Linked DNA regions of Mus musculus: region 1 is linked to region 2. The links are chromatin loops, found by intact Hi-C in ENCODE. Cell type or tissue: left cerebral cortex. All regions are shown on one strand.

What was found. Hi-C counts contacts between places; a loop is a spot of excess contacts. Peaks named below come from ENCODE experiments on the same cell type or tissue, not always from the same donor. Only the 100,000 strongest peaks of a DNase experiment are listed, where the experiment ranks them.
Region 1: a loop joins it to region 2, with 4 times the contacts of the local background. A loop is called at or near these places in 5 of 42 quality-filtered maps.

What each region holds. Positions count from the first base shown.
Region 1 is chr2:173,301,298-173,309,297 of GRCm38, reverse strand. No RefSeq gene overlaps it. Among named protein-coding and RNA genes, the nearest start is that of Gm36859, 14 kb to the right of the region's middle. In left cerebral cortex, no CTCF peak of the experiment used is centred here; DNase peaks (open chromatin) are centred at 1,951, 2,728, 3,482, 6,893 and 1 more place; H3K27ac peaks cover 794 bases.
Region 2 is chr2:173,245,904-173,253,903 of GRCm38, reverse strand. All of the region lies in intron 1 of Pmepa1 (prostate transmembrane protein, androgen induced 1), which reads left to right. Among named protein-coding and RNA genes, the nearest start is that of Pmepa1, 27 kb to the left of the region's middle. In left cerebral cortex, a CTCF peak has its summit at 6,967 (motif pointing right); DNase peaks (open chromatin) are centred at 3,742, 4,293, 4,882, 7,998 and 2 more places; H3K4me3 peaks cover 15 bases; H3K27ac peaks cover 1,437 bases.

The DNA.
Region 1 (8,000 bases), 55 kb before region 2:
TTACATGGAGCATAACCATGGGTGTAAACACGTGGAGCCATGGAAAGTTACTGAATGGTGAACTTAAAAGTGATTGTTTACATTATACTAATGGCTCTGTGATTTCTAATAATCAGTAAGACTGGATCACTATCCTGGGAAATCAAAGGGAGGCTATCCCCTGGGTGAGGATGCCAACCTGCCTAAGATCATCTATCTCTACAGCATGGCCTCCAGCCTGTGGGGCTGCTGGGATGGGGACAGTGGGCCTAACAGGAAGTGAGTCCACTCAGGGGCCTGGCCTTGGGGATATTGGTTCACACTCTGAGTGCCACGACATCCCAGAGGCAAACCAATACAGCTGAGCAGCTGAGACTGGCCTCAATGAAAACTACCAACCACACAAACCTTTCCTGCTTTTAAAGTGTTTGCCTCAGGTGTTTCGTCACAGCAACATAACGCTGTCCAACACACCTGTTTCTTCTACGATTTATTGCTGGGTACTAACATCCAACAGCTATTTCATTCCGTAACAGTTCTACGGATCAGAAACCCGACACGGAGCAAGAATCTTCTGGAAAGTCATTCAATCACATACCTGGCTCCTGGGCTGGGTCACATGGACAGGGCCCAGCTGAGTCTGGGTGCCCAAACGCCTGCCCAGGAATAACTCCAGCTCCTGTTTCTTTTGGCACAGTGACCCCAGAGTGCCCAAGTGTCCAGGCAGAACCTCTTTGGCCACTTAAAGCCCACAATGCAGCTGGCCAGCCTCGCTCTTCCAGGCTTGTTCTTCCACATACTAAAGCTCTTGCCTTCCGTTTCCTCTTTTCTCTATAGTGGGACCTTTATTATCACGATGAACTTAGATTAATTAATATTTCCTGTCTTGTCCAGGGGCTGCTAAAGTGGGAGCTTAAAAAACAAAACGTATTGTTTTGTACATAAGACAAAAGAAGCTCAGAGAAGTTAAGCCTCTTGCCTGAGGTCACACAGCTGGGATGCACGGAGCTAGGATTTTAACCTACTGGTCTGGTTCCTCCTTCAGGTTCTGGTCCTCTTACTAGCTGCCTTTCTTTCCAGATAATCACTCACTCTGGGACCCCGAGGCTCTCAACCCCCCTTCTCCTTCCTCTTGCTCTCTGCCACCTCCTCCCTTCTTCTCTCCTCTCCCTGCCTTTCCTCCGGAGAGATCCTAGACTGGTCTTGAGGAAGGTCAGCTTCCTTTGAGCAGACAAAGCTTATTTCGCTGGCTCTGGTTTCTGGAGGAAGCCCTGCTCCCATAGCCTTTAAAATTTATTTATCTAATTAAAAGAAAAAATCTTTCAGCAGCCAACACGCTTGGAGAGTTCATATTTAACCAATAACCCATCAGGCGGGCTGCGGACTCCAGGAGCATCCCGCCTGGGCCCTGGGGGGTGGGGGTGGGGGGGCGGGGAGGGGGAGGGGGAGGCGGGGCAGCCAGAGCATGCATCCACCGCTGAGCTGTCTCTAGCCATGGGCACCCCAGGCAGTGGCAGCCTCCGCAGCCAGCTGCGTTTCCGGCCAGTGAACCTGCCGCTCAAAGTCTCTTTTTTAATTAAGTCTATCTCAGGCGGCCGGAGCACGTGGGCAAACTTCTGTCTACTTCACTGCGACGCCCAAGCATAGCCCCGTTCCCTTTCTAAGAATAGAATCGGGAGATGGAGGGGAGGAAGGAGGCTGGAATCTAAAAATGAATTTGAAGCCCAGAGCAAAACAACCCAGCCCCGAGAAGGGAGAATAAGCTGCATGCAAAAGCGTACACACATACACACACACACACACACACACACACACACACACACACACACACACACACACACTCACACACACACACACACACACACGGGGGGCGGGGGGGGGGATGCTGTCTGCTGCCATCCAGGCGGGACTGGCAGTCAGGTCTGGCACCCTGCCCAAGTGTCTGGCAGGCATGGGGTGGCGGGTGGCACTGTTCATGCCAGGAGCAGCAGCTGGGGATCCCGGGGGAGTCGGGACTGTCTTCTGGGCTGATTGGTTTCCCCAGACAACAGAGGTGAGTCATGGGGTTGTGGGCTGGGCTCAGGGGTGCCTGACAGCCCCAGATGGAGCTCAAAGTTCCAAGGACTCAGAAGCCTGAATGCGTCTTCTAAAAATGGGTTGAGGCTCGGACACTAGGAGATTCCACCCCACTGCGATCTGTAGAGGGAGAAGAATGGGCCGGCGCTGTTCAGGGACACTAGGAGCAATTGATGGCACTCTTAGCTGCTGATAGCATTTCAGCAATGAGGCTATGAAGTGCTTGTCCAGTCTCAAGAAGACATGGTTTTCTCCTCAGCACCTCACAAGAGCAGGCCTGTAACCCCAGAGGTGGGAGGTGGAGGCAAGAGGATTAGAGGCCCAAGGTCACATGCCTGTAACCCTAGCCCTCTGGAGGTGGAGGCAGGAGGATCAGAATTTTAAGGTAAATCCCCTGCTATATATCAACTTTGAGGCCAGTATTGGCTACAAGAAGTCCTCTTCAACCAAACATATACATACACATATGTACATGTGTATACACACACATACAACATTTCAAAAGCAATACTAATTAATCTCGAGGCTACTGTTTTCTGCAAGTTCACCCTGTGCTTGGCACTTCTTTTGAATATTTTGTCTCAGCCTCACAGTGTGTCATGTGTTCTTACCCTACTGTGAGGAAACTGAGCCCTAGGGTTGTGGCAGGCTCTAGTTCACACTCGGGCTGAGGTACACCAGGGTCTGGACCACTGGTACACTGGCTTCAAAGCCTGTGATGGCTCATCTTGGTTGTCAACTTGACCACATCTGGAATTAGCTGAACCCCAAGATGTTAAGCATGCCCGTGGGGGGCGCTTTTAAAATCAGATTATTTGAAGCAGGAAGACCTATTCCAATCTGGGTCACACCTTCTGGTGGCTGCGCACAGAAAAGGACACGGAAGACAGAAGCTTTGCTTTTTGTCCGGCTTGCCCCCCACTCTTTGCTAGCAAGACCATCGATCCTGTTGCTGCAGCCAACACTAAATCCAGTTTCTCCAGGATTCCAACTGAAGTCAAGCAACTCTTCAATAATTTTCCCGACTCCTCAACCAGGCTGCAACAGCTGAGACCCAACCTTGTGGACCAAACGGCTACAGGATTCTCAGTGTTTCTATTGAAAGACAGCCATGTTGGATACACAGGGCCCTTATCTTAGTCAATAAATTCTCTTTTATCGGTTCTATACAAAGCCTCACTCCTTGGCGCCATTGCCTGCACACTGGATAACAGACAGGCTGGTGTGAGCCCCTTGGGACACTCAGGTGTGGCACCAAGCCACTGCATGCCACATAGACAAAAAGTTTCTCTTCTTACTCTTCCCTACTGCCCAGAGAGCAGCTCTGGGTGTCAACTCCATTATCATCACTCCCAGAATCCTCCAGGAGTCCTGAGTCCAAGCCTGGCCTGCGTGGGCAGCACCACCCCACATTGTTCTGTGTCTCATTTTCCCAATGGCAGCTTTCCCTGTAATGAAATGATGAAGAGTTAGAAGTTTGCAAATACCGGTGGATATAGCCATGCCTCATCCACGATTTGCTTTGGAATAATCAGGAATGCTGGGTGAACAAGGTGCAGAGGAAGTGATGTCAAACCTTGAAGAGTTAATATATTCATATAATAAGCAGAGATTTGCCTTCTGCATGACATCATTACAATCCACACAGGTGTGTCCCATTCTCCATACTTTATATTATATGTTTTGCAGTTACCCTAGGGGTGCTGTGGGTAGAACCCAGTCGCTTTCATATATCTGCTAGGCAAGCACTCTATGACTGGTTTGAACCCTAGCACTCCCAAAACTTCTTCTAGTGCAACACAAAAACGTTTTTAGATTGTCATAAAGCAAAAGTTTGTCAGGGGACAGTGGCTGTGACATCGTGTGTAAAATGCAGCTGACAGGTTGGGGCATGACCTAGGCTAGCAGAGGAATCAAGTCAGGACCCTGCCTGTTCCTCCTCAGCACAGCGTGGGACCCTGGTCTGTCTGCTGTGATCCCTGCGGGACTTCTAGGGCAGGGCAGGAAAGGAAGCACACGCCCTTGTCTTCTTTCGGGGATTTCAAAGAGCAGTCCGGCCCACATGCTTCCTACCTCAAATTCCAAACGCGTGAGGAAAAGCAGGCTTAGAGCCGACATCCTTCACAGGCAAGCCTGCTGGTCTTTCTGTGGGGAGGACTCGGGCCTCCTTGTCCACCGAGAATCTAGCACCCAGGAGGGTGACCTCACTCGGAGAACCTTTGACTGGCTGGTCTTCCAGCAGCACTGGAGTCGTGGGCACCCTCAGCCACACCCAGCTTCTTATGCGTGCTGCCTGTTCAAACTCTTAGCCACTGAACCATCTCTCAGTCCCTGCAAAATATTGACCGCATGTTGAAATTTAGATATATTAAGTTAAATATAACCCTTATGGGTATCTTGGTTTTGTTTGTACTGTTTTAATAGAGACTAGGTCCCAGTAAATAAGCCAGGCTGGCCTCAGAATTGCTAACTTCCTGCCTCCGTTTCCCTAGACCTGGGATTGCAGATGTGCGCCATCACACCCAGCTCTGGAGCAGAACTTTAATTATTTCTTCTTCTTCTTCTTCTTCTTCTTCTTCTTCTTCTTCTTCTTCTTCTTCTTCTTCTTCTTCTTCTTCTTCTTCCTCCTTCTCCTTCTTCTTCTTCCTTCTTCTTTCTTCTTTCTTCCTCCTCCTCCTCCTTCTTCTTCTTCTTTTTAATTTATTACTTGTGAAGATCCTATTCTGTGAGACATGATCTCACAGCAGACTTCCTGGTCCCCTGGCTCTTTCAATATCTCTGTCCCTGAGCTTTAAGTACAGGCGTTGTGCTGTAGATGGATCCATTGAGGCTGGTCACATAACAGTCAACTGATCTATGCATTTTGACCAGTCGTAGATCTCTGTAATGGTCTCTGTTGCAAAGGGACGTTTCCTTGATCAGGGGTGAGAGTTACACATATGTGTAAGTTTTAGAATGTAGTTAGAAAGTATGCTGGTTTAGTAACGTGTCAGTAGTAGGCTCTCTAAGATCCATGACCTCACGAGCCCACAGACAGCTGTCTAAGGCGTGGTTTCCCTCCTGTTAGATGAGTTACTACCAAGATACCAGTACCACTACCTCACCTTTAAGGATATCTTCCCTAGCTGGGCATGACTGCGTAGGACTGGTTGTCATAGCTGGGCAGGACTGTGAGCTACTTTTCTCCCCTGAAAGCTTGCATAGCACCACTGGCAGTATAAAAGTTAGTACTCAGGAAGGAGTCTTTCAGGCCATATCCAGCTTGTATCTTTCTTGGCGTCTAGGATCTGAAATGCATGGCGTCTTCAGCAATAGGGACGTACCTTCTGCCTCAGGGAGGCCACCAGGGGCAACAGAAGTAGCCTATACAATTTGGGTGGTTTCTTGGGCTACCCTGACCAACAACTGGGACGTGAGTTACTTATGCTTAGTTCTGTCGTTGTCTGTTGTTTGTTTTTATCTATTAAAGCATAATTTTAAAAAGCATTATTAAAGTGAATTCCACCTGCATTACATTTTTAAACATGGGCACTGGAAATGTTTGAATGAAAATGTATCTAGGGCCATTTTATAGACGAAGACACTGAAGGCACAGAGAGTGGATCAGGACAGGAGGCAGCTCCAGGGATCACCACAGTTACACTTTGCAGTTCCTAGGCCTGTGCGGAGAGCTTCCAATTGCTGGTCGTGGTGGGGTGCATTGGAACCTTGCCTCTCTGGTGGAGCCTGCACAGCTGGAGTTCGGGCCCCACCCCTTTCATACAGCCCCGCCCCTTTCTCACAGTCCCACCCCTCTCCCCGACCCCACTCCACCTGCAGCCTCTGGCCCAGGATCCTGTCTCTGAAAAGGGGACTCTCTGCTGGGGGCGTTTGTACTTTTCCTTGCCTTTCGATTTACCTCAACTGCTCTTTGTATGTTCTAGAACACTCCATCCACTTTCTAGTAGATTCTGCATTCTTTCCTTGGGCAAAGCAGTCTAATTAGGAAGATTCTGCAATAGGTGGGAATATTATTAAGGCACTTAGAGGTTCTTAACACCTTCCATGAGCACACTGTCGCCTGTCGCGCCTAATCGCCTTACCGCCATTAGAGTTGCATTAGCAGCCAGACCGAGATTTTGCACTGTGAAAGATCAGTACGTTGAGAAAACTCATAGACTACAGAGCTGAGAGTCACAGCTACAGAGTCAGCTCTACTCTCACTCTTCAGACAGACTCTAGTGTCCTCGATCCCCTCACACTGCCGTTTCACATTCCCAAGCCTGACTTTTCAGTGGGTTTCTAGAACACTGGCCTGAGTGTCTGGACTTGTGCCAGGTAGATGTGGTTCTCCCATTTGCATGCTGGGTAATGGTAGGGCAGTGATGTCATCATGGTTTGCAGACAGTGGCATGGAGGTAGATGCACAACACAGAAGATGAGAGGGACAGGAAGAGATCCTGTCTGCTTGGACCAGAGCAGAAGCCATTCCAGGGATATGGTCTTCTCAAGGTTCCCTCAAGACATGGTGTGTAGTAAGGAAACAGGCTATAGAGTTAGTGTTAACTGTTAACTTCACAGAACCTAGAATCACTTGGGAGACAGGCCTCTGCTTATGCCTCTGGGAGATTATTGTGTTTAATTGAGCTGGAAAGTCCTGCCCACTGTGGGTGGTGCCATTCCCTAGCTGGGATCCTGAGCTGTTAAATAGAGAAAGGGAGTTGGGTATGGCACGTGTCCACTGCTCTCAGCTTTCTGACTTTGAATGTGTTGTCGCTTCAAGCTCCAACTGCCTCCGCTTCCCCACCATGACGGGCCACACCCTGGAACTGTGAGCCAGAATAAACCTGTGTTTCCTTGGGATGTTTTTGTCAGTGTGTTTTGTCACAGCAATAGCAAAATAACTAACACAGGGTCCATGCTTCACGGTGGGGTAAGGAGGGGTCCAAACTGTCTTCTGTACCCTGCCTTAATTAACTACAACCATCTGGCTGCATTCCCACAGGGGTGGAAGAACAGAGAGGCCCTACTGAACTCCCCAAATCATAGACCAGGGCTGCATCTGGCCCGCAGAGCTGGCTCTCCACACTTGATTTATTTTAACTTACTTTAAACTGGTTGCCAAAATTGAAATATCAGGACATTTCACATATAAATCAGGATTCTGTCGTCTTTAACATATCCAGAAGGCTGAGAAGCGCAGCTCACATCCCCGTGAAGGGCACACAGATAACCACTAAGGCCTACACTGGAAGCCCTCCTCTGTGCTAACCTCCCCGTGGGAGGCAGGGGGTGGGTATGGGGGGCTGGCATGGCGCGAGCATGTGGAAACCCGAGTTTGATATTGGGAGGTTTGCTTAATCAATTTTCTGCCTTATTCACTGACGCAGGGTCTCTCCCAGAGCTTGCTGACGTGGTTAATCTCACTGGTCAGCCTGCTTAGGGGATCCCCTATCCTCACCTTCCAAGGCTGAAACTACAAGTGGGACACCACACTCACCCTGTATCGATGTAGGTTTTGAGGATCTGAACTCCGGTCCTCACATTTGCATCGCAAACGCTTTAACCATAGGGCCAGCATTATCCCTTCCCCAGCCCAAGCGTTGGACAGATGAGAACTGAAGCTCAGAGATCACAGGAGAAACCTGCCCCAGACAAGACCGTTGTTAAGACCAGCCCAGACCCACTCCGTGGCCTGGGCTCTAGAACCCCAGTTAGAATCCTTAAACTGCCGGTTCACATGATCTGAGCATGTCCTTCCAAGCAACAATCCCATCCAGAGAGAGTTAGGCCCTGACTCAGACAACCCGGGGATGGCTGCCCTAGTGGCCCCTGCTGCCAAATGCGCATGCTCCGGCCTTGAACGATGACTCTACCTGTGTTCGCTGGCGAGAAAAGCTGTGATAGTTAAGTAGGGAGAAAAGCAATCCACTAACCAGCATTCGTAGTATGGTTCTATTTTTGCT
Region 2 (8,000 bases):
GGTGGACCGCCTGCCCCTCCCCAGAATGTCCTCTCCTTACCCCCTTAAATTAAAGCACTTTGCCTCCTGGCAGGGTCTTTGTGTTTATAACACATTTACTTTACTGTGCTAATTTTATACCAGGGGCAGAGTGGGGGTGCGTGCTAGGACATTCTCAGCGTTCTCCTTTCTGAGGGTGAGCAGGGTCCACATTCCCTTCTGTAACTTGTTAAGCCAATTTTTTGCCTTCTGTTCTCCACCCCCAGACCCCCCCAACCCCCAGCCCTCCACACCCCTTTCCTCCTTGCATATATACCAGAAAGTGGCTTCTTAAGGAAGAAAATATTGGGACTATTTAAACGGGCCTGAGGCTTTGTTTTGCCAAATAAAGTCATTAATTAGCCTCACTGCCATAGTCACCGGGTCATTTTTGCCAGGGATAAAAAGGGGGTGAATGTTTTGTTGGCGAGGCTCCTGGTGCCCTAGCCACCTATTCCCATAGGAACTGAGGCACCAGTCCCTCGATGCCACGACAGCCAGAGTGGCATCTCCTCTGCCGACTCCCCAAGTCTTTGTGAAGAGGAAAACTGCCAACCTTTCCCCTCCGGTCCAGGCAGCCACAGTCCCTGGACTGGGAAAGCCAGTGTCACTGAGGCCCAGCTGTCTGTCTGTCTGTCTGTCTAGTCGCAAAGCTGGGGTTGTAGCAGGTCCTGCAGGCCTCTTTCAGAGCGGCTGAGAATAGAGGCCTGCCTTGTCCTGGCCAGCTCCAGCCAGACTGTCACACCCCTCCCCAACCTGTCCTCACTGCAGTGAAACATAAACTTCCACCCTTCTCCTCAGCATGAGTCTCCCCTCTGTTTTTTACAGTCAGGGGCACATAAGGCGGGGACCCCTGGGCTGAGTCTTCTTTCTGACACATAAAGGAGGTGGTTGCCCTGGGCATGCACCCCAACACTCAGGACCTCAGGTAGGAGGAAGCTGCTCACACTCCAGCTGTGGCCATGACGTGGGGTGAACAGCTCCAGCCCTCTTGCCACCCCAGCGTGCTCCCAGGCTGAGGACTTTCCTCCTCCTCCTCCTCTTCCTCCTCCTCCTCCTCCTCCTCCTCCTCCTCCACCTCCTCCTCCTCCTCCTCCTCCTCCTCCTCCTCTTCCTCTTCGTTATGGCTTTGCCATAATGAAAGCTGAGTTGTCACTGAACTTGTCCTTAAGGCAAAAATTCCAAAAGGTGGTATTTGAGGGTAAGAGACTTAAGGAGTGACGCAGGACAGACAGATAGCACCTGCCCGCCCCAACTTCCCTGCCTGCTCCTCAGGACCCCCATGGGCATGTGCCTTAAGAGTCTGGGCCACTCTCAGAGTTCTGAGTCCTCCACTGACAGCTACAGCTGTGCCATAATTAGGGCTGCCCTGCAGTGATTGGTGGAGTGGATGATAGTGACCCGTCACTGAGCCAACGTGGGGTAGCGTGCCTGTTCTCTCCCTAAATTGGCCTTGCTCACCATGTCAAAAGAATTAAAAAACGCACCCTGAGGCAGGTGAGATGGTTCAGCAGGTAGAAACATCTACCACTAAGCTTGAGTCTCAGGACACACGTGGTAAAAGAATAGAACTAGTTTTCAGTTGTCCTTTGACCTCCACCTGTATGCCTGTCATGGTGACTCCCCCACACCCCACCCCCAGTAAAATGATAAAATGTTTTTAAAAAGTGTGTCCTCAGCTGGAGTTGGGAGGGACCCGTCGTAATGATGATGGTGGTGGTGGTGGTGATGATGTACTTTTTAATAGCAATCATGTCTAGTGACCTCTTTTTAAGTGACAAGGGACCCCTGTCCCTCTAACTTCAGTCTCACATTGCTCAAGGAGAGCTGAAGGCCACACACTGCACAGACACCATAGAGAGGAGTTGGGCAAAGTCTGGGATGACGGGGCTTCCCCCCCCCCACTTCCCTCCCTGTTTTCTTCTCTGTAGTTGAGGAGCTGGCTCTGGGCACCGCCGTATTTAGGAGGCGAATTGCTGCCCATGTGTCAGGCAAAACAGATGTGGCGGGGAGACAACATCTATTTTCATAATTCGGAACAAATCTGGCGAGCCGCCTCCCTTTCCAGCGGAGCCTGCTCATGCAGAAAGCCCAACTCCTTGGCAGCTTTAGAAGTATTTATAGCTCCATTGAACTTGCCTTCCTCAGAGATGGGTGGCTTTCTGCTGATGTGGGGTCCTGGATGGGTGTGGTGGCTGCTTCAGGAACACCTCAGAACATGGGACACAACTATCAGTCCTTTAGTTTTCTGAGATGTGTGTTGTCAACTGGAAGCTGACTTTGGGGCAAACATCATGCCCCCAACATCCAGAAGGGTGCCGGTCTGAACTGCCCCAGGCCACAGAGACATTGTGATGAGGTTGGGAACAGAACTCGGCTGGCACTTCTTCCTGTGTGAACAGCCAGGGTGGCCTGCCTGAGGTGCCAAGGTGGTCTGAGGACTGAGCTGGCCTCCTGTCTCTGACCATTCAGATTCCGTGCCAAGAATCACTGTGTGACACTGGAGCCCCTGCTTCAGCCTGGGCATGCCTGGCCATGCGTGTCCGAGAGCCAGAAGAAGGAAAGAGGGTGGCGTCGGGAGATTGGGCCATTGCACGTTTGCCTGTCAAAGAAATGAGCTGCTCTGTGCTGCTGAAGGGGCTGGGGCTGGGCCAGTGATGAAGTAGCCTTGTCCCTAAGCCCAGACCTACAGGCAGAAGAAAGGCATATGAGGTAGTAGTGGGTAGGGGTGAGGAGGCAGTGTAGGGGTAGCAGCTGGAGTGAGAGTCTCCCACAGAGTGAGAAGCCAAAAGGAAGGGAGTCTCTTAATACTCTTGCTGTGACCGTGTGTGTCCAAGACACAGCCGGTGTCGGCTAGAGAGGTCCTTCCCTTATAAAGCGCTCAGGGAGTGTCTTAAAAAGCACACAAACTTCACATTTGTCTGAGGCAGTCCCTAGGTGCAGGTGGAGTGTTTGACACCTGCCCACCTGGTCCCTGTCTGCCCAGCACAGGTCATAAAGAGGAGCTGCCTACAGACTCCCCGGATGCAGCGTCTTGTAGTGATGTAGATGAGCAGAAGGCCCTCCTGGGTTCCCTGGTGTGAGCAAGGTTCTGTGAGGAGCCTGAGCCTGAGCGTGGGTACCAGCGAGGCCATCCCTTAGCCAGCCTCCAGCTCTGTTCACTGAGCTCCTGGCTCCCCTTCTCTGGCCTCTCTTGATGCCTCTGGCCCCAGAGGCCCCAGGCATAGAGGATGTGTGTTTTTACCCAGGGTCACTGAAGGACTTTGGAGCTGCCTAAAGCCAGCTGGTCACAGCATTTCCTCTGACACTTGAGGTCTAGGAGGGGGAGCCTGGTGGGGCCCAGCCAGGCTGCAGCAGGCACTTGAGTGGAGTGGCTTTGGCTTTGGGACTTCTGGCAGTGCTGATCTGTAAGCTAGACTCAAGCTCACCTTGCAGGGTTCTACCTGAATCATTTTCCAGCTCCACTGTATGTGCTGCCTGTACTTTAACTGCACACGGGGTCACCCCTCCCTTCCAGCAAGCCCTAGTGCTATCTGCCCAGCCCCTAAGTAGCTGTCTCCTTGTCCCGGGCACAGGAGTAACTGCTTTCTTTTCCGTGCGTGAGGCCGCTGTTCCTGCCTCAGGACATTTGCACTTCCAGTCTTGAGCTTATTCTCTTCCCCATCCGCCCACATCTTTCACCAGCTCAGAGAGGCTGTCTCTCAGTGCTCACTCACAATTGGAGCCTGCCTTGAGGCGATACCTTGGAAACTGGTGGAGGATCTGTCCCTGGGGAGTACAAGTGTGCTCTGAGTCACTTCGGCAGCTTTGCTTGTGCAGGGGTTACACTAACAGTTTATAGAGCCACTTTATACATTTTTCTGTGCTATAACTGTTGCAGCTTACAGGGCCCGGACACTGGACACATGTGAAATCCTTTGCATGACTGATACATTCATTGATGCTGAGCCTTGGCAGTGCTTGCTGATACATTGATGCTGAGCCTTGGCAGTGCTCGCTGATACATTGATGCTGAACTTTGGCCAATGCTTGGTTGCAGCCAGGCTACCATGGCTTAGGGAAGCCCACACTCTTCTCCCAGGTTCTTGTTCGTCTTTAGGAATGAGGTTCAAGCCCTAATGCTATCTGCCATGGCAGAGACAACAGGAGCCACCACCCTCAGGTGGCTTGGAATTCCCTCTCTTCTTTTCTGAATCTTAAACGTTGTGTTTAGAATTAAATCTTCAACCCTGGGAGCCAGACTTCAAGTTGAAGGGTGGCAGCTGAGGGCTGGTTCCATGTGGTTGCCTACAGCAGCCAGATGGCAGGTGCTGGGAGGGGAGCGGGGGAGGCTGGGATGGAAAGAGAGGGGGAGGCTGGGGTACAGAGGAGGAAGAGGCCGGAGATGGGGAGAGGCTGGGACAGAGAGGAGAGGCTAGGGTGGAGGGAGTGGAGCTTCTGTTAGCCATTTGTTCCCCTGTAGCTCCCTGCCATCCTGGAGGTTGGCTGGGTTGTGCCCCAGGGATGATTGCTGGGGATACCCTCTGCAGGGTGGTCCTAGTGCCAAAAAGGGATGGTGCCTTCCCAGACCATTCACTTAGTGGGGAAAACCCTAAAGTCTTCATTGGAGATGGCAATTTGAGGACCATAGCTTTAACCTTCCTGCACCCTCTGTGGCTATCACACTAAGGCCAGAGGACCACCATTCCAGCTCTCCACTGAGCAGCTGACCTTCCGCATGTGCCTGTCCCTGCTGTGCTGTCCCTGCTGTGCTGTCCCTGCTGTGCCCTTTAATCTCATGTAGATTTGTGTAACCACCACAATCGAGCCCCACAACAGTCCCATCCCAGAGACTCCACGTCCTTCCCTTTATAGCCACATACGCCTCCTCCTCTCCTGACAACGTCTAATCTGCTCTCCATCTCTATAATTTTGTCATTTCAAGGATGTTATATAAATGGGATCATACGGTGTATAGCTTTCTGAGATTGCTTTTTTTTTTTTTTCCTCTCACTCCGAGTAATTCCCTGAAGATGTACCCAGGTTACTGGGCAGAGCTGTAGCTGATTCCTTTTCATTGCTGAGTAGTATTCCAGGGTGTGACTGTAGGGTGCTCATCTGATCTGACCCTTCATGATGAAAGGTACTTAGCCTGTGACTAAGATGTTGGCTGTCCAATAAAGCTTCTGTGAATACTGGGCCCAAGGTTTGGGGTGAATGGAAGCCACTGCTTTGGTGGATCAATGCCCAGGAGTCTGAGTTTCAGCTTTTACAAGACCCTTAGCTTCTCATTAACTCCCCCACTGCGCCCTCACCCATTCCTGCCCTTCTGGGTCTTGGAGGTGGAACCATTCAAATGTCAAGTGATGCTCTGTGGGACCTCAGTGCCCGGCACTGTATACAGGGTCCCTCTCAAGTGCTTCCTAACCGGCAATATGCAAACACCAGCTACCAGGCTGGAGAGTGGATAATGGTGGTTCTCTTGGCTGTCTCCTGGTGAGCTGTTTTGCCTGAAGCTCCCATTGCACTGGCTGCTCTCTCTGGCTATTTAGCAGGCTTTCTGCAAGACAGGAGATGCAGCTGCCATCTCTACCAGGAAGCAGGAAGGTCAGAGCTAGAGAAACTTCAGAATAGCCTTTGTGAAGTCCTTCCTAAGCAAAACAGACTCCCACTGATTAAGAGGGGTGTAGCTGGGGTGGGAGAGCCCATGAGGTGCTCATAGCAGGAAAGCCACTTACAAAGATCCCAGAGTGGGGTTAATAACCAGACCAGCAGGGCTGGAAGGTGTGAGCCGGTGTGAGCCTGTGTTTACTGGTGTGAGCCGGTGTGAGCCATGCAGGGTCTGTGAAGTGTAGTGAAGAGGAGGGAGAGGGAAGTCTCCCAGGGTCTGATGTGCTGTGGGGAACCATCAACAGTCCCATGGTTATTAAAAATCCTTGCTGTGCTGGGGTCAAAACAGTAGGGGAGGGACAGGAGGTGGGAGGCTCAACAGAGAAAGGAGGTGACAAAGGTGGGTAGATAAACCCTTTGATTTTTAACAGGTCTCCACCACCTGCCTCTGCCCTCTAGGTCCCTAAGCCACAACTCCAAGGGTGGGAATGAATTGTGGTGTGGAGTCTCCTTGTGATTGCACCACAGCTCAGTCCTGAGTTCATGAAGGGCCCCTTCAGCATCTGTGGCCATTGCTGAGCCCCAGTGGTCTGTCCTGAGATGGAAGGTTCCCGTTCTTGCTTTCTGTCACGTTTTCTTCCTTACTCTGCATGCCAGCCCCTGCCCTGTAAGCTGAATTCCCCTGTCCTGTACTAGCCACCCACCGCAGGTCCCCTCTGGGTCAGTGAAGCTTCTGGCTTTGTAATCTAATGCTGGCCTCCATTTATTATGCACCTACTGTTTATCAGCTGGTGTTGGGACACAATAGGAGTCCTAGCAACTACAAGAGGCTGATACCATGGCTCCCTGTGAACTTCCTAGGACAATGGGCAGAATGGCTGCCCACAGTCCCTGGAGTGGGTGGTACCTGTGTCTGCATTCCAACCTAGAGCAGGGCCACCTGCCAGCCCTGCTCACCACATACACAGCCCAACCCCCACCCCCACCCCCCACCCTCATCTCAGAACTCAGAACAAAGACTTCTCTGTGGCTTCCACCCTTTCCATGGAGACCCTAATCAGTGCCTTGCCCTACCTGGGATGGAGAATCGCTCTTGGGGAGTTCCCTGGAAGGGAAGCAGCAGCAGGGGCCAGAAGTGAAGGAGGCTTAGTTGCTGGCAGCTGGGAGGCTGTACTTGCTTCTGGGGTTGGCTTTGCAAGGTGAATGCAAAGGAAGAGACACAGATAGTTGGTGGTGTGGGGAGAGCCCCATGGGCTTACGCCCCAGACGGACCTAAGCAGACAGACCAGAGCAGCCTCTGGGAGGGAGGGACCCACAGACTCCGGAAACCCACCCATGCGCTTTGTGGCTCTATCTCCTGAGTCTCTGAGGCCAGCAGCCTAGCCACACCTCTACCTGTAGGTGGCACCAGGCCCCCTTGATGGTTAGCCATATATAGCCAACACTTCTCCCAGAGTACCCTCCTTATTACCAAACTGTCAAACAGCCAGAAAGGGCTAGCCTGTGCCCTTCCTCGGGTTCTGAGTCCTACGCAAGAGGATGGAACAGGTGCCGCCTGGGTCAGCAGGTCATCTTGAGGACGTGTGAGGTCATCCTGGGAACATGTGTTACTGTGACCTGGACTTTCCATGCAGTAAGTCAGGGGCCAATGCCCTCCTGCTGCCGCATCTAGAGACCAAGGGTGGGAAAGACGGGAGAGGCTGTCCTGAGAGTGACCCCAGTGAGGCCGCTTCCTGCCATCATCAATGTGCCTTGCCTTACCACTGGTAGAGTGTAGGGCTGCATCGACAGGCCCCTGTGACCCCTGTGGAGGGAACGTTCATCCCTCTCCATTAAACTGTGTGACCCAGGACAAATCACGATGCCCCCCTCTAAGTCTCGGACTCTCACAAGGCAAAGGCCTGTCCTGGAGAGCTGCGGGGACAACCCTGAAATGACAGTGACCCCTGCTCCCGCCCATTACACTCAATGTTGTCAATAGCTGTGGGAAGATTCTAGTTCACTGACTCTATGTCCACGCGAGTTTAACCGAAGCAAGGCCAGCTGGGTGCAGGGGCGTGAAATTTGAGTCCCTGTGTTCCCGGGCCTGGGCAGGTCAGTGGTGCTCAGGTGAGTGTGGCACAGCCAGGGCCTCGAGGACAGACCTGTCAATGTGAGATTGTTCTCTGCATCCATGCATGCAGATTGAAGCGGGTTGTTGATGTCCCCTGTTTCCAAGAGGTACTCCTCACTTGTGTCAATCTGCCTACCCAGTGCAGAGGCTCCTGCATGTCTTCACCAGTCACCCCAGGCCACTGAAGCCATCCCCCCGGGGACTTGTGACTCAGGCAGCAGACAAGTATCTTCCTGAGGTATTGGGAGTAGTGCCGTTTAAAACTAGGGCACTGGCATGT